Regions from separate parts of the Mus musculus genome. Here regions 2 and 3 are each linked to region 1. Evidence: chromatin loops called from intact Hi-C (ENCODE). Cell type or tissue: heart. All regions are shown on one strand.

Evidence for each region. Peaks named below come from ENCODE experiments on the same cell type or tissue, not always from the same donor. Only the 100,000 strongest peaks of a DNase experiment are listed, where the experiment ranks them.
Region 2: a loop joins it to region 1, with 2.0 times the contacts of the local background. A loop is called at or near these places in 2 of 42 quality-filtered maps.
Region 3: it touches region 1 in a loop (2.4-fold over the local background); 3 of 42 quality-filtered maps call a loop at or near these places.

What each region holds. Positions count from the first base shown.
Region 1 is chr3:103,274,990-103,282,989 of GRCm38, forward strand. It overlaps Trim33 (tripartite motif-containing 33), which reads left to right and starts at 4,304. Exons shown (of 20, transcript NM_053170.3): 1 at 4,304-5,457. The coding sequence starts at 4,890. In heart, no CTCF peak of the experiment used is centred here; DNase peaks (open chromatin) are centred at 4,662 and 5,522; H3K4me3 peaks cover 3,082 bases; H3K27ac peaks cover 2,508 bases.
Region 2 is chr3:103,023,340-103,031,339 of GRCm38, forward strand. Csde1 (cold shock domain containing E1, RNA binding) reads left to right here. Exons shown (of 19, transcript NM_001161854.2): 2 at 5,450-5,873. Among named protein-coding and RNA genes, the nearest start is that of Csde1, 6.8 kb to the left of the region's middle. In heart, a CTCF peak has its summit at 3,032 (motif pointing right); no DNase peak of the experiment used is centred here.
Region 3 is chr3:103,379,524-103,387,523 of GRCm38, forward strand. No RefSeq gene overlaps it. Among named protein-coding and RNA genes, the nearest start is that of Gm25869, 44 kb to the right of the region's middle. In heart, a CTCF peak has its summit at 6,983 (motif pointing right); a DNase peak (open chromatin) is centred at 3,838.

The sequences.
Region 1 (8,000 bases):
GGACTGTCTCTGCCTCTTTTGTCTGCCTTTGGGACCCTTTCCCTCCTACTGGGTTTCCTTGGGTAGTCTTTTTGTTTGTTTGTTTTTGGTTTTTTGGTTTTTTGGTTTTTTGAGAAAGGGTTTCTCTGTGTAGCCCTGGCTGTCCTGGAACTCACTCTGTAGACCAGGCTGCCCTCAAACTCAGAAATCCGCCTGCCTCTGCCTCCCGAGTGCTGGGATTAAAGGCGTGCACCACCACCCGGCTATCCATGTGTTGCTCTTAAGTAGCCTCTCTTTCCTGTGTTAGTCTTCTGAGAGTTGGGTATATACTATCTCTGACTCATAGTATCAAATGTTTCTCTGATTGGTCACTTTGTCTGCCCCTCAGTTAGACATCACTTTCTTCTTCTTCTTTTTAAAATTTATCTATCTAATCTATCTATCTATCTATCTATCTATCTATCTATCTATCTATCTATCTATCTATTATATGTAAGTACACTGTAGCTGTCTTCAGACACTCCAGAAGAGAGCATCAGATTTCGTTACCGATGGTTGTGAGCTGTTACCACGTGGTTGCTGGGATTTGAACTCAGGACCTTTGGAAGAGCAGTCAGCGATCTTAACTGCTGAGCATCTTACCAGCCCTAGACATCACTTTCAAACCTTGCTGTTTCCTTCTACAAACTACCTTCATTGTTTGGGATTAAAGGTGTGTACTAAGGGCATGTCTATATTTCAGCCAGATGGAACAGACTAGATCTTTGGATGTGATCGCTTGCCAGAGTAGCCATATTGCTGGATTAAAATTCTTCTAACAGTCATTGTATCAATTGTAAATGAACTTGTGGCATGAATCTGCCTAGAGAAAAAGATGATTGAAAAGAGAAACTACAGTCAAGATTTGAGAAACTCCACCATTTAACAACTGTGCATGTGAAAATTTAGCTTAGAAGCCCTGTTCAAACTGTTCACATTCTACCAAAAAGCTTGTCTCCAGGCTTCCTGGGATATAACTCCAAGACCTTGGAATACTCTAGTATGAGTTTTTGTTTGCTTGAGGAGTTGGCCACGGTGTAGTTGAAATATCACAAGGGCATTGCATGCCTATGGGACTGACTCCCAATAAAAATTCTGACATTATGGCTTGGGTGAGCTCCCCTGATTGGCAGCACAATCTACACATTGACACTTATCACTGTTGGGGGAACTAATTTAACTCTAAGACAAAGGGACACGTGGAGACTTTGAGCCTGTTTTCCACTGGCCTTTGCTCTCCATGCTTTTTTTACCTAGACCTGGCAACTTTCAAAAATTATAACAGACTTTTGAAATTTTGTGGCTTTACTCAGCAAAGCACTGAGCCTAAGGCTGGTACTGGGAGCCCCTGACACAGCCCGTAGCATGGAAACTACATGTTCATGTGGCAGGAGGATAATCAGGAGAGGCTCACGTCATGAAAGCCAAGGAAATGATCCTGGAAAGGGAGAGGGCAACAGTGATATGTGGCCTTGAGAAGAAATGAAGGTTTGGAATCAGACAGGCAGGTCGAATGCAAAAATATGGATATAAATTACAAGGCTGGTGAAACCCTGGTGGTAGAGTGGTATGAGTGGAAATCTGGGCAGACTGGATTTAGGAATAAGTGGAGTATGACAAAATAGAAATATCTTTAGAGACACACATGAAAGAACTGAAAGTCAATTTTATTTATATTTAGATAAAAATACATCAAGGCTATTTGTTTTTTTTTTTTAAATTAGGGTTCCTTTTTCTCAACATCCTCTTTAACACTTGTTTTCAGTTTTCTTGATGATTGCCATTTTAACTGGGGTAAAATGGTATCTCAAAATAGTTTATTTGCATTTCCCTGATGACTATGGAAGTTGAACATTTTTGAAAAATAGTCATTGGCAATTTATTTGCATTTCTTTCTTTCTTTCCTTCTTTTTTTTTTTTTTTCTTTTAAAGTGTCTATTCATTAGCTCGTTTGGTGACTGGCCATTTTAGTTGCTTGGTATTTATTTTTCTCAGTGTTTGGTAAAGTCTGGATAGTAGCCCCTTGTCCGAGCATTTTTCTCAGTGTTTGGTAAAGTCTGGATAGTAGCCCCTTGTCCGAGCTGTAACCGGTAAAGCTTTCCCCCTGTTCTGTGCACTGTCTCTGTGCTCTACTGACAGTTCCTTTGCTGTGGAGAAACTTTTCAATTACATGTAGTCTCTCCATCTGGTGACATTTGTGGCTAGCTCTGTGTTATTGTTCCGTTCAGAAAATTCTTGTCTAGCCTAATGATTATTTAATAGCCTAAGATATTGAATTTGTATTATCAAAAACCTTTACAATGGCCGTACTATGTGGATCAGCAATTCCATTTTTAAAAATACTCCGAACAGAGACATGTAAAGGATGGCCATAATGCTAATCATAGTATTTTAATAAAATATTACAAACTACCTTATTGTTTAGCAATAGATAGCCAATGCATTATAATATATTTATATAATATTAAAAATCTACTTATTATTTAAGCTAGTATATATTTTATTAATTGCAAAAGTTAGGGATGCCGGGCATGGTGGCGCACGCCTTTAATCCCAGCACTTGGGAAGCAGAGGCAGGCAGATTTCTGAGTTTGAGGCCAACCTGGTCTACAGAGTGAGTTCCAGGACAGCCAGGGCTACAGAGAAAACCTGTCTTGAAAAACCAAAGCCAAAAACAAAACCAAAACAACAACAACAGCAACAACAAAAAGTTAGGGATATGTCTGAAAGCACTTTGTAAATTGGAAATTTCTGCTTATGTACTGTTGTATTTATTACTGGAATACCAATGTCCTCCTCCGTGGTCCTGGAAATACAGAAAAGCTGGTAGATAATGATTAGATGCAGAAATCCTGTTCTCTTTGATACTTGTGGTTTTTGAACTTAGTGACAAAGCATATGGAAGTTAATGTGTTCTTTGCATACCTTTGCACACCTCAGTGACATACTTCCTCCTGATACTTTCAAGCCGTTCTGCTCCCAGGTGACCAACCATTTAAATAAATGAAACTATGGAGGCCATTCTTTGTTTTTGTTTTTTCTTTTGGTTATTTTGAGACAGGGTTTCTCTGTGTAGTCCTGGCTGTCCTGGAACTCACTTTGTAGACCAGGCTGGCCTCGAACTCAGAAATCCACCTGCCTCTGCCTCCTGAGTGCTGGGATTAAAGGCGTGGGCCACCAGGCCTGGCCACATGGAGGCCATTTTTATTCAAACGACCACAAGTGTTATCTCCTATTTTTCCTTTCCTTGTTGAAGCCATTCCTCTCACACTAATTCCAGGGTCTCTGTTTGCCTTAGGCCCTTTGTTTTTTGCCACCTGCTCCTGTCTGGAATACTCTTGTGCAAGCCAGGTTTCTTCACCTTATCAGCAGAGCCCTTGCTCAATCAGCACAAATCCTTTACACTCGCCTTATTTTTACTCCAAAGCATTTATCATTTCCCCCGACATACTCTCCATGTTCATCCTCTAAACTGTCAACTTCTTGAAGGCAGAGAGTTTCTTTGTTCTCCTGCAGGAACCCCAACGTTTCTATCTTAACACGAAAGTCAGAAGAGATTTTGAAGGAATTGATGAAAAACGCTTTTCTGTGAATTTAAAAACTCACCCAAATAAATTTCCTGTATAACTACGGTCTAGGACGGGCTTGTGAGACTCACATTAAAACAGCTGTTGCACTTACATCATTTCCCCTCCCCCATTTCTTTTTGGAGGCAAGGTCTCCCTATGAAGCCTGATGCTTAAGCTGGCCAGGAACTCAGCAGTCTCCCTGCAGGTGACTACAGGTGGGCACTATATCAAGTTACACTTGTTCTGGCAGCACTGGCTAAATGAAGGTCTGATGGCAGCCTGAGGCGGAGAGGCCCGATACCAACAAAACAAAACCCTTTCATAAAGCTTCTAAGATTGAGGTGGTGAGGACAGTCAGCTGGCCCACCCGGGGACGCCGAGTGAGATTCTCGGGATATAATATTGGTTAGAAACATGGTCTCCCAAACTGGCACATCAGCCGCAGGGACTTTTCAACATTCATCTGGTTTTCAACTTCCTGATTCTGTTTTGGGGTGTGGCCCTGGCATCTCTGTTTAGAAAAAAGCTCATTTGATTGGCTTTCAGGTATGTAGCAACGTTGGAGAATCACCTTAAGAAGCTAAAAATAGCTATTAGAAGACTTCTGTCTCACCGCAGGAGCCTATATCTGGAGACTTTTGGGGTGTGTGTGTACGTGGTGGGGGGAACTCTGCGCAGCCGCTCTCGGGTGTCACAGCCCTCTAGAGAACGCGGTCCAGCAACACCCAGCGAAGACCCAGGTGGTCCGCACCTCCTCGGTAGGAGGCCTCCGCGACCAAGCGCGCGACAGGTGAAGCTTCCGCGGTGGCGCGCCCGTCGCTGGGGATGGCGTCGCCGTGGAGACGCTCGCTCGGGGGCGAACGCAAGCCGGCCTCCTACTCCTGCATGTTTTCCCTCCCTTCTTCCCGCACCACCGCGGCTTCGGCGCTAGCAGCCACATCATAGAGACCCAGTTCCACCAGCTCCTACCGAGCTACACAACTCCAGCCGGGTGGCAACAGACCACACCGAGGCGCGGAGCTGCATCGCGGTCTGTCCCGCGAGCGCGCGCGGCCGGAGTTCCCGCCTCCCTCCGGAGGACGTCGGTGCGTACGTGCGCGTGCCCACCCCTCCCGCCCCGCGACGCGAGGGCGGGGGCGCCGCGTGCGCGCGCGCTCTCGTGCGTTCGCTCGCTCGCTCGCTCGCTACTTCGCTCGCTCTCGGCGGCCGCTCTTGCTGTGGCTGCGGCTGAGGCTGGGGGCGGCGGCGGCGGCGCGAGCGGCGGGCGGCGCGGGGCGGTCCGGCGGGTTCAAAGAGGAAAACATGGCGGAAAACAAAGGCGGCGGTGAGGCAGAGAGTGGCGGCGGGGGCAGCGGTAGCGCGCCGGTAACCGCCGGGGCCGCCGGGCCCACGGCGCAGGAGGCGGAGCCGCCTCTCGCCGCGGTGCTGGTGGAGGAGGAGGAGGAGGAAGGCGGCAGGGCTGGCGCGGAGGGCGGTGCGGCTGGGCCCGACGACGGGGGGGTGGCCGCGGCCTCCTCAAGCTCGGCCCCGGCCGCCTCGGTCCCCGCGGCCTCAGTGGGCTCCGCGGTCCCCGGAGGCGCGGCATCGACGCCGGCTCCAGCTGCTGCCCCAGCCCCGGCCCCGGCCCCGGCCCCGGCCCCGGCCCCCGCTCCCGCCCCGGCTCCTGGTTCCTCGTCGGGGCCACCTCTCGGACCACCAGCCTCGCTTCTGGACACCTGCGCGGTGTGTCAGCAGAGCTTGCAGAGCCGGCGCGAGGCGGAGCCCAAGCTGCTCCCCTGCCTGCACTCCTTCTGCCTGCGCTGTCTGCCGGAGCCGGAGCGCCAGCTCAGCGTGCCCATCCCTGGGGGCAGCAACGGTGACGTCCAGCAAGGTGAGCAGCAGGCCGCACCCGGGAGAATCTGGTGTGGCGGCTTGGGGTGCCGAGGGTGCTCGGACGGTGCAGTGCAGAGAGGTCTCCGAGACGAAAGCTACGGCCCCGGGGACGGTTACCAGAGAAGCTGCACCGCCGGAGATATGGGGAGAGAGAAGGGAGGGGTGCCGGCTGCGAGGGGCTGGGGGAGGGGATGCTGAGAGGGAGGTTTGAGGCGCTTCTGCAGAGGGTGGACTAAAGAGACAGAAAAGGGGTGTACCGAACCCTCCGTGAGAAGTGAGTTGGGGTGGGAAGGCCTGGTCCGACAGTGTTGATAGCTAGGGGTTGGAATGGATTGCTTATTGGCCTGTTCGGTTAAGAGAAAGAGCTACCGATTAAATGGTAATAAAAGACATTGGAGTCCTTGGGTTAGAAGAAGGCACTAGGGTGACATTGCGATGAGGAGCTTGGTAAGTGATATTAGTTGTGAGGGGCCTGCGTGGTTAAGGGGAAATCCTGGGATTTGAGGATGAAGAGAGGAACTTGGAAGGGAAGAGTGTCAGGGAGAGTTGGGCTTATGTTATTTCATTTGTTATGCATTAATAGCTCAAGTATTCAGGGCACTGTGCTAGAACTGAATAAAATGCTCAGTGAGGACTCCTTCAGTCCAGTAGTGGAACCCTGTGTCACCTGAAGCAGTAGAGGTGTGGGTATCATGGTTGTGGCATTAGAAGGAAGGCCTGGCTGGAAAGCTTGAGTGACCACTTCGCGGGGGCGGACAGTATTCCCAGCACAGGACACTTTCTACAACTCTAACTAAAGGATGGTATGTAAGATGACTGGAAGTTAGATTGGATTAATTGGCTACATAGTTAAGGAAGTCCATCCTTCCAGTTTCTGGAAACTGTGTTTGGATTTGAGATGCCATATTGGATTTTTCTGTTTCCTAGAAAGATCTCTTGTGTAGTACTCTAGCAGGGTACTACATGCCCATTATGAAAGTGTTTCTATATAGAAATTAAATAAATATACTATGGGTAGATAACATCCTACAACTAATAGGCGTTCTGATGAGCTTGCTAAAAGGTTTATATTTCAAAGCTTTTTTATTTTTTAAAGATTTATTTATTTATTATATGTAAGTACACTGTAGCTGTCTTCAGACACTCCAGAAGAGGGGGTCAGATCTTGTTACAGATGGTTGTGAGCCACCATGTGGTTGCTGGGATTTGAACTCTGGACCTTCAGAAGAGCAGTCGGGTGCTCTTACCCACTGAGCCATCTCACCAGCCCTATTTCAAAGCTTTTGAATTAATTTTGGAACTTCAGGGAAGGGATTGTGGACTGTCCTAAAGGGTTGTTTGGTATTTATCCTGTAGACCAGAGGACCTTCCTGAAGGGTCTCTTTTATCCTAGGCTATAGGGTGACCTTGAACTTTTAATTCTATTGCTTTTGTCTAACTTCAGGGAGTACAGCCATTCATTCACCACAACTTCTGGATTTATGCAGTGCTGCTGATGGAATGGGGAGTGGGGACTTCATGGTCAGTTGAACTAGCCCAACTCTGGAAGAGTTTTTATATCAAGAGGAAAAATAATCATGTCTTGATCCAGAAAATATGGCTTAGCGCATTTGGAGGAATGAGGAGAGGCATGACTGCAGGTGGGAAGACCGGTTAGGAGAACTTTTGCCAATTCTAGGGAAGAAAATGTGTGGACTGGGCAGTAAAGACCTGTAGTAGCTGTTACACAGGGCACATTTGATAGTAGGGTGGGTGTTAGCTTTTTGAGAAATGGCTGATTTTGGGCTTTCCCCTAGGTCCATTTCCTACTTAGGTTTTGGACAGATGAATTATTTCATAATTTATTTTTTCCTCATTTGTAAAATAGGGACAGAAGTAGTACACTATAGGGTTGAGAATATGAAGTGAAAGAAAATATAAAGTGACTGGTACATGGTAGTTGCTAACAAAATAAATGGCAGGCAGTTTATTACCAGTAACTGAGTGTAAGTGGCCATAGAAATGGAGATGGAGGAGAGCACCATTGCTAGATGATTTCCAGGTTTCTTGTTTGGTGGGTTGTACCTCTGTTTAAATGAGGAATCTCAGGCACATAGTCAGGTATTGGTGATGGAAGAAGGAAGGATATTGCGGTTTTGAACGTGACAGGCAATAATGTTAAGAATAAAATTTCTTTTTTTGTTTTTGTTTTAGAGTTAATCTCTCATTGTAGTCATGGCTGTCCTGAAACTCAATCTGTAGACTAAGCTGACCTTAAACTCAGAGAACCTCCTTCCTCTTTTCCTGAGTCTTGGGATTAAAGGCGTGAACTCCCACTGCTCAACCGAGAGTAAAGTTCTGAGCTGTGTGCTGACATATACCTATGATCCCACCACTTAGGCTGGAGCGTGAGCATTGCTGTTGAGTTTAAAGCCAACCTGATTTGCATGCACACAGAATCTGTCTTCACATAACAACAGATATATCAAAAATTGAATTTTGGCTGATGGAGATACTAAATAATAGGTTTAAAGGGGATAACTGCATATGCCCTTAAGAGCA
Region 2 (8,000 bases), 250 kb before region 1:
CCTGTACTGGGGCATATAAAGTTTGCAAGTCCAATGGGCCTCTCTTTCCAGTGATGGCCGACTAGGCCATCTTTTGATATATATGCAGCTAGAGTCAAGAGCTCCGGGGTACTGGTTAGTTCATAATGTTGTTCCACCTATAGGGTTGCAGATCCCTTTAGCTCCTTGGCTACTTTCTCTAGCTCCTCCATTGGGAGCCTTATGATCCATCCTTTAGCTGACTGTGAGCATCCACTTCAGTGTTTGCTAGGCCCCGGCATAGTCTCACAAGAGACAGCTACATCTGGGTCCTTTCAATAAAATCTTGCTAGTGTATGCAATGGTGTCAGCGTTTGGATGCTGATTATGGGGTGGATCCCTGGATATGGCAGTCTCTACGAGGTCCATCCTTTCATCTCAGCTCCAAATATATATTTTTTTGAGTAAAATATTAACACTATGTTGCAAAATCAAGTTGAAATGTTGACATTTTGTAAGACACAAAGAATTGTGTTTTTTGAAGCTTTCTTTTCTGAAAACAAAGGGAGAATCATTTTGAGATCTTTGCCCAAACTGTTTAAGCAGTTGGGAAGCTTAGACAGGAGGATTTTTGAATTGGAAGCCATCCTGGGCTACATAGGGAGACCTTGTTTCACAACATGAAAAAATTCAGAATTTTATACAGTGGTTACAACTATAAAAATTTAGTTAGTGGCAATAATTTATGTGGTGAAACTGCTGTGACTTGTGGTGTTTTGGTTTTGAGTGTGTGTGTGTGTGTGTACACATATAACATACATATACATGTATACATGCTTTTCACGATAGGGTTTCTCTCTGTAGCTCTGTCTGTCCTGGAACTAGCTCTGTAGACCAGGCTGGCCTTATCAATCTCAGAGATCCTCCTGCCTGCACCACTACTGCCTGGCATAACTTTTGTTTTGTTTTGTTTTCCTTCTTGAATCTCATCATTCCAAGACAGAGGGTCTCACTGTAGACAAGTCTGGCCTCAATTCAGAGATCCACCTGACTCTATGTCTCCTGAGTGCTTGTCTTAAAGGTGTGTGCCACCACAACCAAGGCACTTGTTTTTAAATCCCTTTTACCCAAGCAGGATTTAGAAATCCCCTTTATCTTGCATTAGATGTTTTCCACTTGAATGTGGTAATAATAATTAAAAACAAACCAATACAAAACTTTAGAAATATTTAGTGTCTTTTAATGCTAAGGTACAGCATTAATACAAAGTTGACAATAAATGTCTCTGCTCTTTCCCAACATTGTACAGGTAAAATACCATTGGTTTAAAGCTACAGAAAATAAATTGCATTTCTGTTTGTCCAACTTGGTAATTACAAACTCCAGTAAGCAAGCAAGTCTTTGGTGGATATTGCCTCCTTTTATTAGTTGAAATCTTTGCCTAGTAAACTTACTGTTGCTTTAAAAGACATGTTTTTCCTTCTCAGTTGATGGCTTATTCTGCAGTGCTTTAGCCACTAAGCTAGGTGTGGCTATTAAACATTGAAAATGTAACTTGAGAACTGGGCATGGTGGTTCATGTCTTTGATCCCAGCAGCTAGGAGACCGGGGCAGATAGATCTCTGAGTTTGAGGCCAGCCTGCTCTACAAAGGAAATTGTAGGACTATACAGAGAAACCCTGCCCAAGTTGTGGGAGTGGGGAATAAGTTGAACTGAAATATATTGTAATTATAAAATAACACTAATTTCAAGGAATGATTTATTTGGTCAATTACATGTGTACATTAATTTTTATTTATTTTTATTTTTGTTTTTTTGAGACAGGGTTTTTCTGTTATAGCCCTGGCTGTCCTGGAACTCACTTTGTAGACCAGGCTGGCCTTGAACTCAAATCTGCCTGCCTCTGCCTCCCAAGTGCTGGGATCAAAGGCGTGCGTCACCATGACCAGCAGGAAAGTTTAAATTAGAAATGTAGGTATACAAGTGTATGTACTGGGAATATAGCTTAAAAGTTTGCTCAAAGTTCTGGGTTCAGTCCCCAGCCCAGCATAAAACTGAATATAGTGGCAAACCCAGCAATCCCAACTTCAGGGACAGTGTTAAAAGTTCAAGGTCATGTTCTACTACGTGGTGTCTCAAATTAGACCTAGCGTAGAGTAGGTTTTTGTTGGAAAATAATTTCTTTAGCTTCTCACCCTGTCTGTTGTGTTGAATAGCAGTTCCATGCTGATTCATACTTTTAAATGTCCCAAGTATCCAGATCTCTAACAGCCCAGCCCAGTTGTTACTACTGAATATATACAAAAGGATAGTTGCATCAATTTTTTAGTTCCCCTTAATAATGACTTGCATTTTTATTTTTTATTTTATTTACATATTTTGTTTAGTATTTCAAGACAGGTTTCTGTCCTGGAACCTGATCTGTAGACAAGGCTGGCCATGAACTCAGATCTGTCAACCTGGCAATTTATATTATTAGTTATCTAAAGTTTTTTTTGGGGGGGGGATTTGTTTGTTTGGGTGGGTGGTTGGTTGATTGGTTTGACATGGCTTCTCTGGAGCCTTGGCTGTCCTTGAACTGTAGGTCAGGCTGACCTCACTAAGATTTGTCTGCCTATGTCTCCTAAGTGCTAAGATTAAAGGAATGTACCACCATAGCCCAGCATTATCTAAAGTTTATCATTAATCTTAGTTTCACAAGACAATGCTCAGTAGTAGAGCATTTGCCTAGCATGAATGACATAGAGGGTTCAGTTCTCAGCACCACAAAACACACAAAGGAGGAAGAAAACAAAAAAGGTCAAAGAAAGCATAGTTTGTGTTTTTTAAAGTTCAGTGAAATTCTGGTAGTGGAGATTCTGACCAATTTGGTTGGGTCTTTGTTTTTCCTCTAAAAAGAAAGTACTTTTTGCTTTAACTCCTAAAGTAACACAATAATTGATAATTAGTGATACTCTTTACCTGTGGAACAGTGGGGGAAACAGTTGAGACTCTTCAATTGTTCTCTACTTTTTTTTTTTTTAAGATTTATTATGTATACAGCATTCTACCTGCTGTATGCCTGCATGCCAGAAGAGGGCACCAGACCAGACTTCATTTAGATGATTATGAGTCACCATGTGGTTGCTGGGAATTGAACTCAGGACCTCTCGAAGAGCAGCCAGTGCTCTTAACCTCTGAGCCATCTCTCCAGCCCAATTGTTCTCTATTTTTAAAGTGTCTGGCTTTAGAAGGAATAAAAGGAGATGCATTTGTTTTCAGACAGTTAAAGGAGTCAATACCACTTATGAATGTTATTTGGAGTAGCTAGCCAATTTTATATAAACTACAAGTTTTGAGACTTGATTTGGTTGAAAACCATTCAGTTACCTATAAAATCTACAAATAAGAAGACACTAATTCTTCTTCTCAATTGTGCTTAATATATATATTGCTAGGCCCCATTAGTATTCAAGATTGGCTCTGCAATATTCTCAGATTGTAGATTGTAGGAGTCTTTATTTCTTAGACAGTTATCAACATGTTGTGTCCTCCAGTTCAAATTTTAAAAACTCCTCCTCCTCTTCCTCCTTTTGTAAATAGACAATTTTTCTGTGTATCTGTGGCTGTCCTGGAACTCAATTTGTAGACCAGGCTGGCCTGGACTGCACAGAGATCTGCCTGTCTCTGCCTCTCCAGTGCTAGGATCAGAGGCATGGCTTCATTCCGCCCAGCCTTTGTTTTCTGAAACATGGTTACTCTACATAGGTGTGGAATTGTGGGCATGTCCTACCACATCTAGATCACCTTATAGTCACCCTGTTGCCCTAACTATTGTGTATTTGATTATGAGTATGCCAAGGTACAGGGGTCAAGTTATGGAAGTCAGAAGACAACTTTGGATTTTTTTCCTCTGTCTACTTTTACAGGGGTTCCCAGGGATTGAACTCAAGTTTTCAGCCTTGTGCACCAAGTAAATACCTTTATTCAATAAGCCATATTACTGGCTTGGCACCATTCTTGTTTTGTAATGTTTTTCAAATGAAAATATTATCTTTCAACTTGTTTACTATTTTTCTTTTCATACAAAACAGTTGCCAAATGTAATGTGCACCTGTATTCCTAGCATCTTGGGAGGTGAGATTGTGGGAAAATTCCCTGGGGACAAGAATTCAAGACCAGCCTAGGCAACATAGGAAAAACCTCATCTAAAATAATACTCGTTTTTACATTTATTTTCTTTGTACTTGAATTTATCAGTGTGCAGGTACACAATTGTGTAGGTTGCAGAGGACAGCTTGCTAAGTCAGCTCTCTCCCACCACGTGGGTCCTGGGAATCTTGGTGGAAAAGTCTTTACATGCTGAACCATTTCATTCAGTGGCTTGTAACAATTTTCTATTGCATTTTATTTTGTGTGTATATGTGTGGGCACATATACATATATGTGCATGTGCCCTGGTAGTCTGTCAGAACACAGACTGCAGGAGCGCCTTCTCTCTCATAATCTGGTTCCACTGCACCTGTCTCAGTAGCTTTCTTCCCACTGTTACCGACCCTCTCTTCTATCCAGGCTGACCTAGTCAGTTCCTCTGAAATACACCACACTTGTCATTGTCCATCCATGCCAGAGGTCTTGACTTGAAGCAAGACTTAAAAAAGTAAAAAATTCCATGAGAGTCCATGCTTTTAATTCCATCACTCAGGAGGCAGAGGCAGGTCGATCCCTGAGTTTGAGGCCAGCTTGGTCTACAGAATTCCAAGACAGCTGGGTCTACAAAGAGATACAGTGTCTTGCACTTCCTCCCCCCAAAAATGCCACGAGGGACAACAAGATGGCACAGTGGGTAAAGGAATTGAGTTCACTACTAGCAACCTAAGGTGACTTCCAAAAAACCATCTTGACATCCATGCACACAGGCCATGGTTTTTAAGGAGAAATCACATAATGCTACAGTGTTCCTATTTTCAAAGAACTTAATATTTTGTAGTTGTTCAGGCTTGTCTTAGTGATCTTTATGCGCAGGATACTTAGTTGTTTATTTACTCTTAGTTTTCCAGGTTCTGTTCAGATTCCCTCTTAGTTGTGTGTGTTCGCTGCATTACTTTGCTGCTAGTATACTGGTGAAAGGAGTGTGCCTACTGATGTAGTGTGTTAGCTAGGTGGTTAGCCTACCTAGCAACTGAATTTTGTGTTCTGTATTCTACTTTTCTCCAGTGTAGCTTTTCTGATCTAGATCTAGATTGCATACTTCAATGGGGAGTTTGTTTTCAATAAAGCCTAACACACAGATGTCTGTAAGATGCTTGTGCTAGCTGGATATCATAACTTTGCAGGTGATGAAGAGATTAGCAGGACTTTGGGATAATTTGGGGTCTTTGCAGAGGATGTAGGCCATCCTCACTTGAGCACTCAAGAGTGAACAGTTTCAAGTACTTGCATCACTGGATCCTTCCACTCTCTGACCCTGGTTCTCTAATAGCTAACTTTTGTCTTTGTCTCTATCTCCAGTATGAAGTGTAACAGAACAGACTTTACCACCTGAAACTGCTGCTTCAAGTTCAGATCAGGCAAGGAACAGACCCGCAACAACCAACAACACCAAAGAAGAGTACACAAGTTGAAGACACAACACTTGATCTGAAACAAGAAGTTTGTGCCTACTCAACAGCTTTGAAAGAGCACTTCCCAACGCTGCTAGTAGTCTTTGTTTTCTTCAGTGCTGTACTGTGAGATTGCCCGGTGCAGCAGCAGTTGTATTCTTTATTAGCTTGGTAGATCATTTCCTCTCGCTCTCCTTTTTTTTTTCTTTTTTTCTTTTTCTTTTTTTTTTCTTTTTTTAAATACTAGCAACTTTCATCCTTTGGAACTTGTGCTGAAAAAAGAAGAGTCAGCAAATACTACTGAAAGTGCAATATTTGATTATCACTGCGAGGTAGGTTTGAATTTTCATTGGTTAATCTATGAGCTGAACATGGTAGTATATGCATGGGTGGTTTGCATGCTTACTGTATTGCTTGTTAGGTATCGCTAGTGCCAGAAGAGTATGTATGGTAGTGAATAAAGTGTTCACAAATGTACATTTAGAATATTTTAACACAAAATATTACTGTTAAATATGAACTAAAAGAGAAGGTTCTCGGTGCTAAGAGTATAAGGAACAGGAGGCATCTGGACAAAGCAATACTTTGTCAGGAGGAAAGGGTCTTCTCTAGAGTACAGAAGCAATAGTTCTCAGATTCTCTAGGAGGCTTGAGAGCACAGGACTGTAGTGAGCAATTGAGTTATACACAGGCTAGAGAATACAGTTTTTATGGGTTGTCTTGAGTAACTGGACAGAGAAGCTTTTGGGAGCTAAGTTCTGAAAGTTAGAGTATATTAGCTCTGTTCTGTATGAATGGGAGCTATTGGATGGTTATTAGAAGTTATGGACTTTTTCAAAGGGAAGATGGCTTGATTCATTGAAGATGAGAAAATCTACTGAAAGAGTAGACAGTTAAGACAAAGGCTGGTGAGCAGGCAGAAGTGGGGTTCTAATGGTAAAAGGATCTTGTAACAGGTTCGATGTGAAGCTAAGCCTAGGGAGAAAACAGCCTTAGTCCATCGAGTTGTCCAAACTAGAAAGACCGTTTGTCATTCACTAAAAGAAGTTTGTGTCAGAGCTTGTTGAAATGGGGACCTCTTTTCAGTTTGAAATCAGAAGTCAAAGACTGCTAGTATGGTATATTAGTTATCTGAGGGAATTAGAGTTATAAAGAGCGATTTTTTTTTCTTTTTAGTTTTCTAAAATAGTCTTTGAATGGAGAACGGAATCAGAATCATTGGGTTATAGGTAATAAAGGAAATACTATGAAGAGAACATTAAAGAAGAGCAACACAAACACATAGGAAAGGAACACAAAGGAAGATGATTTCAAAAGGTTGACAGCGGTTTAAAAATGTTGCAGATGAAATTTAATGAAAATGGAAACAGTTTGTCTTACTCATTTCAAGAAGCACTCAGGTCTGTTGTGGAGGAGCACTTTCTTTTGATTTTATTTTTTTGTGTATGAGTATGTGCCTGAGTGTATATTTGTGCACCATGTGCTGGCAGGATCCTTCAGAGGCTAGAAGAGGCATTGAATTTCCTGGAACTTGAGTTACAGATGGTAGTGAAGTACCATGTGAGTGCTGGGAACTGAAGCTTGGTCCTTAGCAAGACCAGCAAGTGCTCTTAGCTACCCATGTCATTTCTTTTCCTTCCTTCCTTTTAGACAAGGGTTTCTCTATCTAGCTTTGGTTGTCCTGAAACTTTGTCTCTAGACCAGGCTAGCCTCAAACTCAGGGATCCACCTGCCTTTGCCTACCAAGTGCTGGGATGAAAGGTTTGTGCCACCACTCCTTGGCTCTCATTTTGTTTCCTATTTTCTTTTCTTTTTTTCTTTCTTTCTTTTCTTTTTTTTTAAGATTTATTTATTTATTTAGTATATGTAGGTACACTGTAGCTGTCCTCAGACACTCCAGAAGAGGGAGTCATGGTTGTGAGCGACCATGTGGTTGCTGGGATTTGAACTCCTGACCTTCGGAAGAGCAGTCGGGTGCTCTCACCCACTGAGCCATCTCACCAGCCCCTTTCTTTTTAAAAAAAAAAAAAAAAAAAAGGTTTTTTTTTTTTCTTTATGTATATGAGTACACTGTAGCTGTCTTCAAATGCACTAGATGAGGTCATTACAGATGGTTGTAAACCACCATGTGGCTGCTGGGAGTTGAACTCAGGACTTCTGGAAGAGTAGTCAGTGCTCTTAACCTCCTGGAACTCACTTTGTAGACCAGGCTGGCCTCGAACTCAGAAATCTGCCTGCCTCTGCCTCCCAAGTGCTGGGATTAAAGGCATGCACCACCACTGCCCGGCAATGATAACTATTCTTAGTGATAAATTTATCTCCAGAACCAATTTTATGATAATTGTTCTAGCATATCTTGTGTCTTTTTCTTCTTCGTCTGAGTAAGTTTAGGCTATTCCTTCTTTTGGGCTAGATGGAGATGCCTACCACAAACTAAAGCTGCTTATAAGCTAAAGGAA
Region 3 (8,000 bases), 100 kb after region 1:
TGCTCAATTTGCACCATAAAGTTTCAACTGACAAAGGAGAGGAGTGGCCCCTGACTGTGCCTGCCTTGCACAATGGCTCCCCAGTGTTGGGAAAGAAATATGAGGAGGAGTGAGGCAGGAAGGGGAGCCATTTCCAGGCAGCTAGATCAGACCCATCAACCCTGACAGTCACTGGGTGACAGTATCACCGCAGATGGCCCTTACAGCCTTTACCTCCATCCGTCCTGCACACAGCATGCTAACCATCTAAGGCTCATATGTATTAGAGCTAGCACATACCTTCAGGGCTTCAAGGCTCATGACAGAAGTAACTAAGATGTTTTCAAAGGGCCAGGAACAGCAAGCCAATCAGTAGATGGGATGTCAAAGTTGTTCTGCACTCCCCTCAATCAGGATCAATCGTCCCACGATGAACACTGGCTTGTTCCTTCCAGCAATAACAACTTCCCTGGTGTCAGAGCCAGACCTCAGATCACCATTAGTCAGGCCAGGGTATGAACAGTGCTTAAATGCATGCTCCTGGCCTCTTCCCCCATCATCCTGAGACTCTTCCCAGCATCCCTAAAGACAAACTAAGGATGCATTGGTGTGTGCTTCCTGAAGCAGCCCCAAGGAGTAGATTCCTTCCCTCCTTCCCACCCCCTGCCCAGATTCTTCTGGGAGTCATTTTTGAGGCGGGTGGTCAGACCTAGACATTTCCCAAAGTCAGCCTCCACTCCCTCTTTGGCCTAGGACTCATTAACTGGGCAAGGTGAATCTCTATTAGGAAAACAACCTGACAGGATGGGAGGAAAAGTCCAGAAGCCACCCCCAGCAGTGCTCAGGGTGGGCCCTTGCCTCTTCAAGGCAGCCCAAAGGTGACTGGATTGGTTCTAAAGACAGAAACTCAGGCTGGTGAGATGGCTCAGTGGGTAAGAGCACCCGACTGCTCTTCCGAAGGTCTGGAGTTCAAATCCCAGCAACCACATGGTGGCTCACAACCATCTGTAACAAGATCTGACGCCCTCTTCTGGAGTGTCTGAAGACAGCTACAGTATACTTACATATAATAAATAAATAAATCTTAAAAGACAGAAACTCTTAGGTTACCTGGTATGACCCCAAGCTTGTGCCTTGTATACTCTCTGAGCAGACTGATGACAGGCACTGATTGGAAGGAGGAGTGAGGTGACTAGAGAGAGAAACAAGATGTCATTTCCTAAGCAGGCCAGGGAAGGGGTACCAAGGGTCATAGGGCTATTCCTAAAGACCCCTTCTTTTCAAATATATCAAATGCCGTGGCAACTCAGCCCTGGGACACACTCTGGGTGTGGGTGTGGGCTTTGCTGCCTTGCATGGATCCTGCTACAGAGGCTACAGCGGTTCTGGAGTCTGCCGGGAGCTCAGCCAGTGCCCACCAGGGTTGGCTCAGGGTGTCTGAATGACGACGGTCCTACCCTTGGGGACAGTCCTGAGCTGTGTCCCCAGGGGTTCCTCTCACTTTGTGAGAGTGAAAGCACGTGTCTTGGGGTCTGTGTCTCTTCTGCAACCCCAGACCTGAGTAATTTCAGTTTCTAGTCTGAGAGTCTTTGCCTGTGAGGAACACCAGGTCTTACCTAGTTCATAGGAAGAGTCTGAGGATTAAATGGGAGAGACTCATGAGAACGCTGCAGAATTTAAGGGTCTCAACGGCGGCTTTTCAGTCCCACAGGGTTTTCAGAAGAAATGAATGGTTAGGGGTTCTCCTGCGCTAGGGGAGACTAGGGCTGCTCTAGGCTGAGAGAACCTTTAGGCCACTGAGTTCTGTTGACCTGGAGGGTACCCAGCAAGTGTGGTGCTAAGGCACCTGCTCCGCAGAGCAAGATGCTCTGGGGAGATCTGGAGTAAGGTTGGAGGTTAGTGGAAGCCAGGCAGCACTTGCTGGATTCATCAGGTTCAGGGGGCCGGGGTCTCAGAGTGGGGATTGTCCCTGTGGTCCCAGACCCCAGGAATCCAAAGTGCTCAGCCTGATGGCTTGCTTCTCAGGTAGTCAGGCATGGCCTGGGGGACTAGAATGTTTCCCAGGGGCCTCTGGGAGCTTTGCCTGGAGTCTGAGCAGTCTAAGGACTGGCTGGCTATTGCACATCTGACCAGGCATCTGTCCGCCAGCCTGTGTTAGCCATGGCCCCACGTCCTCCTCGGTTCCCCTTAGCCTGAGGTTCTAAGAGACAGGTCTCAGAAATGGCACAGAAGGAGCAGTCCTGGGGGGCAAAGAAGGGAGAACCTGAGAGAGCAAACAATTGTGACATACAAACAGGAGGTTATATACAAACGCTTCACAGGTGAGTGGTCACACCCGACACCTAAACTCAGTAAGTAAAGATGTCTTGGAAAACCGTCTGATCTAAGTTTCAAACCCACATTCACATGTGAAGTAACGTTCCAATCTGTGTTCTCTTGGACGAGGTCGCCTTTGTGTAACAATTGTTAGGCTCCCTGAAACCTCAGAGTTTCTATGTTGAATAATAATTATTTTTTAATAATTCATTTTTTACTTCTACTTTATGGGCATTGTTGTTTTGCCTGTATGTATGGCCGTGTGAGGGTATCTTATCTCCCGGAGCTGCAGTTACAGATGGCTATGAGCTGTCACATAGGTGCTGGGAGTTGAACCCAGGTCCTCTGGAAGAACAACCAGTGCTCTTAACCACTGAGCCGCCACCACTACCATCATTATCATTACCGTCACCATCATCATCACCACTAGTCGGGGGCACACATGTTTCTGCACATGTGTGGAGGTCAGAGAACAACTTTGGGACATCAGTTCTTTCTTCACACTTTGGGATTCAGAGACACTCTGGACACTCTTCTTAAACGCGTTCTCACGACCGGCCAGGAAGAACACAACAAACCAGAATCTTCTGCGGCAAAACTTTATTGCTTACATCTTCAGGAGCCAGGAGCGCAAGCCCCAAGCCCCAAAAACGAAAGGCCCCCCGCTTACATCTTTAGGAGCCAGAGCGCCAGCGCGCCAGAGCGCCAGAGCGCAGAGCAAGAGAGAGAATGGCGGAAACCCCTTCCCTTTTAAGGAGAATTATCCTTCGCCTAGGACGCATCACTCCCTGATTGGCTGCAGCCCATGGCCGAGTTGACGTCACGGGAAAGGCAGAGTACATGTAGTGGTAAAATACCCTTGGCACATGCGCAGATTATTTGTTTACCACTTAGAACACAGCTGTCAGCGCCATCTTGTGACGGCGAATGTGGGGGCGGCTCCCAACACACTCTGGCCGACATCACTACACGGTGAGCCATCGTACTAGATGTTTTTTCTACGTCTTTAGTTCAAAGATCTTGTTTGCTTGTTTTTGTTTATTTTATGTGAATCAGTGTTTTGCCCGTTTGTGTGTGCAGCGCCTTTGGAGACCAGAAGAGGACATCAGATCCCTGGGACCTGGAGTTACAGACATTTGTGAGATGCCAGTGGGTGCTGGGAACTGAACCAGGGTCCTCTGAAAGAGCAGCTAGTGCACTAACCTAACCTCTCCAGACCCCAGCCTGGTTTTGCTGAGACAGAGGATGTAGCCCTGGCTGGCCTTGAATTCATGATCCTCCTGCCCTATCTCAAGTGCTGAGATATCCCAGTGGCCCACCACGCTTGGCCAAAAATGCCTTTGTTGTTGTTCTTAATCTGATAACTGCAGTGGATCCACTTACTGTGCTCCCAACCCTCAGATGTGGTCCAGGAAGAAGTCAAGCAAAGCCATCTGGGAGCTTCCTGGAGGAGCAGCGTAACTGAAGCCCGTGCGATAGGAGGCCAGTAGAATGTAATATTAACACAAGAGGGCAGACGCGTCTGCGGTCCTCTCAGAGGAGCACGGGCGCCCTCTGGTGGACAATACTGAGCGGAACGCCAGTGCTTTGCAAAGATGCGAAGGCTGGGTGGCCGCTAGGGAAGGGAGTTGCAGATTTCACGGGCTGGTGAGCAGGAAGGTTTGAAGTGTTTTGGACAGCTTTTAGAGCGGGCACTTAGGCTTCTTTCTGCCTGTCATGTGTTTAAGCTGGGGCAGGGAAGTCTTATGGCACAGATGGGACTTGCTGGACAAAGTTTTGTTTTGCTTTGTTTTCGGTCGCTGTTCTAAGAATATAAAAAACATTTGCCAAACAACCTAACCCCTTTGCTTTTTCACATTTTAAAATCTACGAATACCTTGACCAAGAATTTGGAAAAAGGAGATAGAAGGTCAGCCGGAGTCAGGGGCTGTGCTTGCCCTCCCTGCCACAGTCTGATGTCCTAGTGGCCCTAGGAATGGGGTGATGCACAGGGAGACACAGGCATTGAGGACTCCCTTGCAAGGACTGTGTGCAGAGTCAGGGGTGTTTTCAGACAGGATTGGCTGTGGCGCTGGAGGAGAGTCTTAGCATTTTTAAGCTACACTGGCTTTCCACACAGTAGTTTTTTTTTTGTTTTGTTTTTTTTTTTTTTTTTTTTTTTAAGATGTTTTCACTGGCTCCCCACACAGTGGGTGTTTGTTTCAGACAGGGGTGTTCTTTTTGAACAACAGAACCTAGGAATCTTCTCTGATTCAAGGTCCCTTTTCCCCATGTCAGTCTTGTCTTTGCTCCTCTCGACATAACAAGGCTGCTTACTGGGGAAACAAATAAAAAAAAAAAAACCTCAGGCTGTACCTAAATTATTTTAAAGATCATTAAATGAAACTGACAATGAGGAGATCACACTTGATAAAATCTGTCAGACTAAAAATTAACTGAAGAATACATTTACATCACCAACAGACAATTGGATTAGAAAAATAAAAATAAAAAAAGATAACAAAAGGAAAGTTCCCGCTGCGGTTCTGTAGTTGCTGGGATAGAAGGACCTGGCTCACAGTCAGCCATCTTTACGATGTATAATCTAAATGGGATAATTGTTAATGAAAAGAATTTCAAGAATATGATGATGGCTAGTGGGAAACCTTGGAAGATTTCAACTGCTCAGAAAATAGATCAAGCAATGAAGTTGAGGGCCGAGGAAATGGCTCGGAGGTTCACATGTTAGTCACAAAAAATGTGAGGACCAGCGTTCAGATTCCCCCAAACCCACATAAAAGCTGGGCCGGCATGGTGGCTCTTCTGTGATTCCAGCCATGGAAGGTGGGCACAAGGGATCCCCCAAAGCTAGCTGACTAGCAAGAATTAGCTGTCTGGGAGCGCTCTGGGTTTGATTGAGATACCCTGCCTTGTAGGACAGCAATGGAGGCTGGCTCCTGCCATCAACCTCGAATCTCTACACAAACCTCCACACATGCACCCACACATGCAAATTTACACACATACAGGCAAAACATGCATATATACATATGCGCTCCACACACATATGAAAATAGAAAACAATAGAAGAATGAGAAGAAATGAAGTTGACTCAAAGACATTTCCCACGTCTGTGATCTCCACTCCCTGTCACTCTTTCTCCTTACAGCGCTCAGGGCATGTGTGAAAGGCACTGACCTACTTTGTGCCTTATTCACAAACAGAATAACTCCAGTTTCAGATAGTGAGCTTTGAACTGCGTTTCTTGGTATTCAAGTCTCTTCACTTCCTGTGTCTTCCATTGGCTGTTCCTCCCCCTGCCCCCACCAAGGCACACCCCCAGCTCCCACTACTCCCCTTTATAGATTCCCCCACCCCAGTCTCCTCCTTCCCAGGGGTTCTCTCTGCAGCTTACTTCATATCCACACAGGCACAACTTCAAACCGCATCTGTGCTGACTGCCCCAGTGGCGCTTCTTATCTAAGCAGCGGCAGCAGCAGGCTGGGTGACCAAGGCAGCAAAAAGAATTTAATGGAATGATATTAGGTCTGTCCAGAATTGGCAGGCAAGCTGGAGACCAGGCTAGGAGAATGCACAGGAGTGTGGGGGAAGCACAATGGTTAGACACTTCTCCAGGGACATACCACAAGGGCCAGCTGGTCAGGACCTGCTGGTCCCTCAATGAACACACTGCCTCCCATCTTGGGCCACACTAGAGTGGCTGGGTGGAACCTGAGCTGTCCCTATGTCTCTGTGTCACATCCTGAAATGCTATGGGTACAGAGTCGGGGGGAGAACGGGCCTTGGCGGAAGGAGGGGCTCTTCCTCTTGCCCTCCATCCTGTGGCAAATTCTTCATACACAGGAAGAAGGTTCAGGGGCTGACACCTACCACATCTAAGATGTTTACCAGTTGACCTACCCCACAGAGGCTGTCTCAACTCCATTTTAGGCAAAGAGACTGCCTGGTTCATAGTCCCAAGATTTGTCAGGCCAGGCTAGTATTGTCTTAGACTTAGGTCTTTTTGGTTCTGCTTGGTCCCAGCTGCCACCCATTGAGTCTGAACATAGATTTCTAAGCCTGAGGACTCTGGCCCTGGCTTAAAGACCTTTGTGCATCATGATCTGCTCCTCCTCCTACCCACCCACAATTTAATGGTGCTTATCTTGAGGGGTAGGTGGTGGGGAGGGAGTGGTGGGCAGAAGTCAGCACCTTAGCTCATTTTGGCCAGGGTGGGGTGGTGGCGATGGTGGTGGCTGTTGTTTTGCACAGAGACTTTGAAGAGGTTTGAGTCAGTCTATAGACATAGGACAACTCCCTGCTCTCAGACAGTCCTCCTACATAACATAACATAGCTAACATAACATACATAACAGCTAAGCGATTAGATGTACTTATCTAAGGCTGGAGGCTCCCCACTCCCTTCTATGGCATGTGCCTTACACACACACACACACACACACACACACACACACACACACACACACACACCACACCACACACTCTGGTCTAGGCAGAGAAAATACTGTCCTCAGAAGAGCTTCTCTCCCACCATCTTTGCAGTCTGGCTGGCTTTCTTCCAGAACCATCTTTCTTTAGCTTTTAGTTTATTTTATGTATGTGGGCGTTGCCTGCATGTGTGCCTATGTACCGTGTGTATACATGCAGTGACTTCGGAGGCCAGAAGAGGGCATCAGCTGCTAGAACTGGAGTTCTAGATGGTTGAGAGTCACCTAATATTCTAGGTTGACCTCACTTAAGACTCTGTCTCACTCAGCTTCCTGAGGGCTGGCATTGCAGGCACAAGCCTGGCTCAGACAGTCTTTTGATGGGCCTTTAACTTTTCTTGTAATAACAAGCTCAGAGTTCTGCTTCCCGGCCACATTGGTGTCTGACTGTCTTTAGAAACCTGTAAAGCAGTGAGTGACAGAGCAGAGACTGCGCTCTTTCACAAGGACGCATGCGCAGGGAGTGACCGAGAAGAGACTGAGTGCTCCCACAAGGACGCATGCGCAGGAAGTGACAGAACTTTAGTCAGAAGCGAACGCAGAGGACACAGGTGTTTCAACGTTCAGGAAGTTTGAGTCCTTCAGATCTTGTTAAGTGTCCTTACAGTAGACTCTGGAGTCACAGTCTTCCCTGAACCACGTGACCCACTATCACCGCAGCTGGAAGGCGGGGTGGGTATCAATTCAACAGGTGTTGAAGCCTGGCTGTGCTTGAAGAGGTTGGTTTTGCTCATTATTGGAAAATCTCCGGGTGGGAAAAGAGAGGCTTAAACTTCTCGTTTTTTCATCTATCCAGTCTTCGTAGGAGAAGTCACACTCACAACAGCTCCTGTGACTCCTGCTTTTCATTTTGCTCTGTGTGAGTAGCAATATGGCCTTCAACGTTTTGCCTGAATGAGGTTTTTTTATTCCAGGTGACTCTAAGTGATAATTTAATTTTAGCAATTTACCACCCAGGGCCAGCAGCTGCCAGATTCCTTGAATCTTAGCTGGATTTTACTGCCTTGTTCTCTAAAATCCAATCTTCCAGCCAGCCCTCCAATTCCCTGTAGCCCTTGTTGATTCTTTACTATTTGGGTCCTTGAGTACACACATCAGAGACCAGCCGTGGATGACTTAATTAGGGAAGGAGCTGTCTTAGGGAAGCCTTGGACAGTACATGGCGTCTACAGACCTAGCCAGCCAGGCTTCGAAAACGAACAGGAGCTGGGAGTGGTG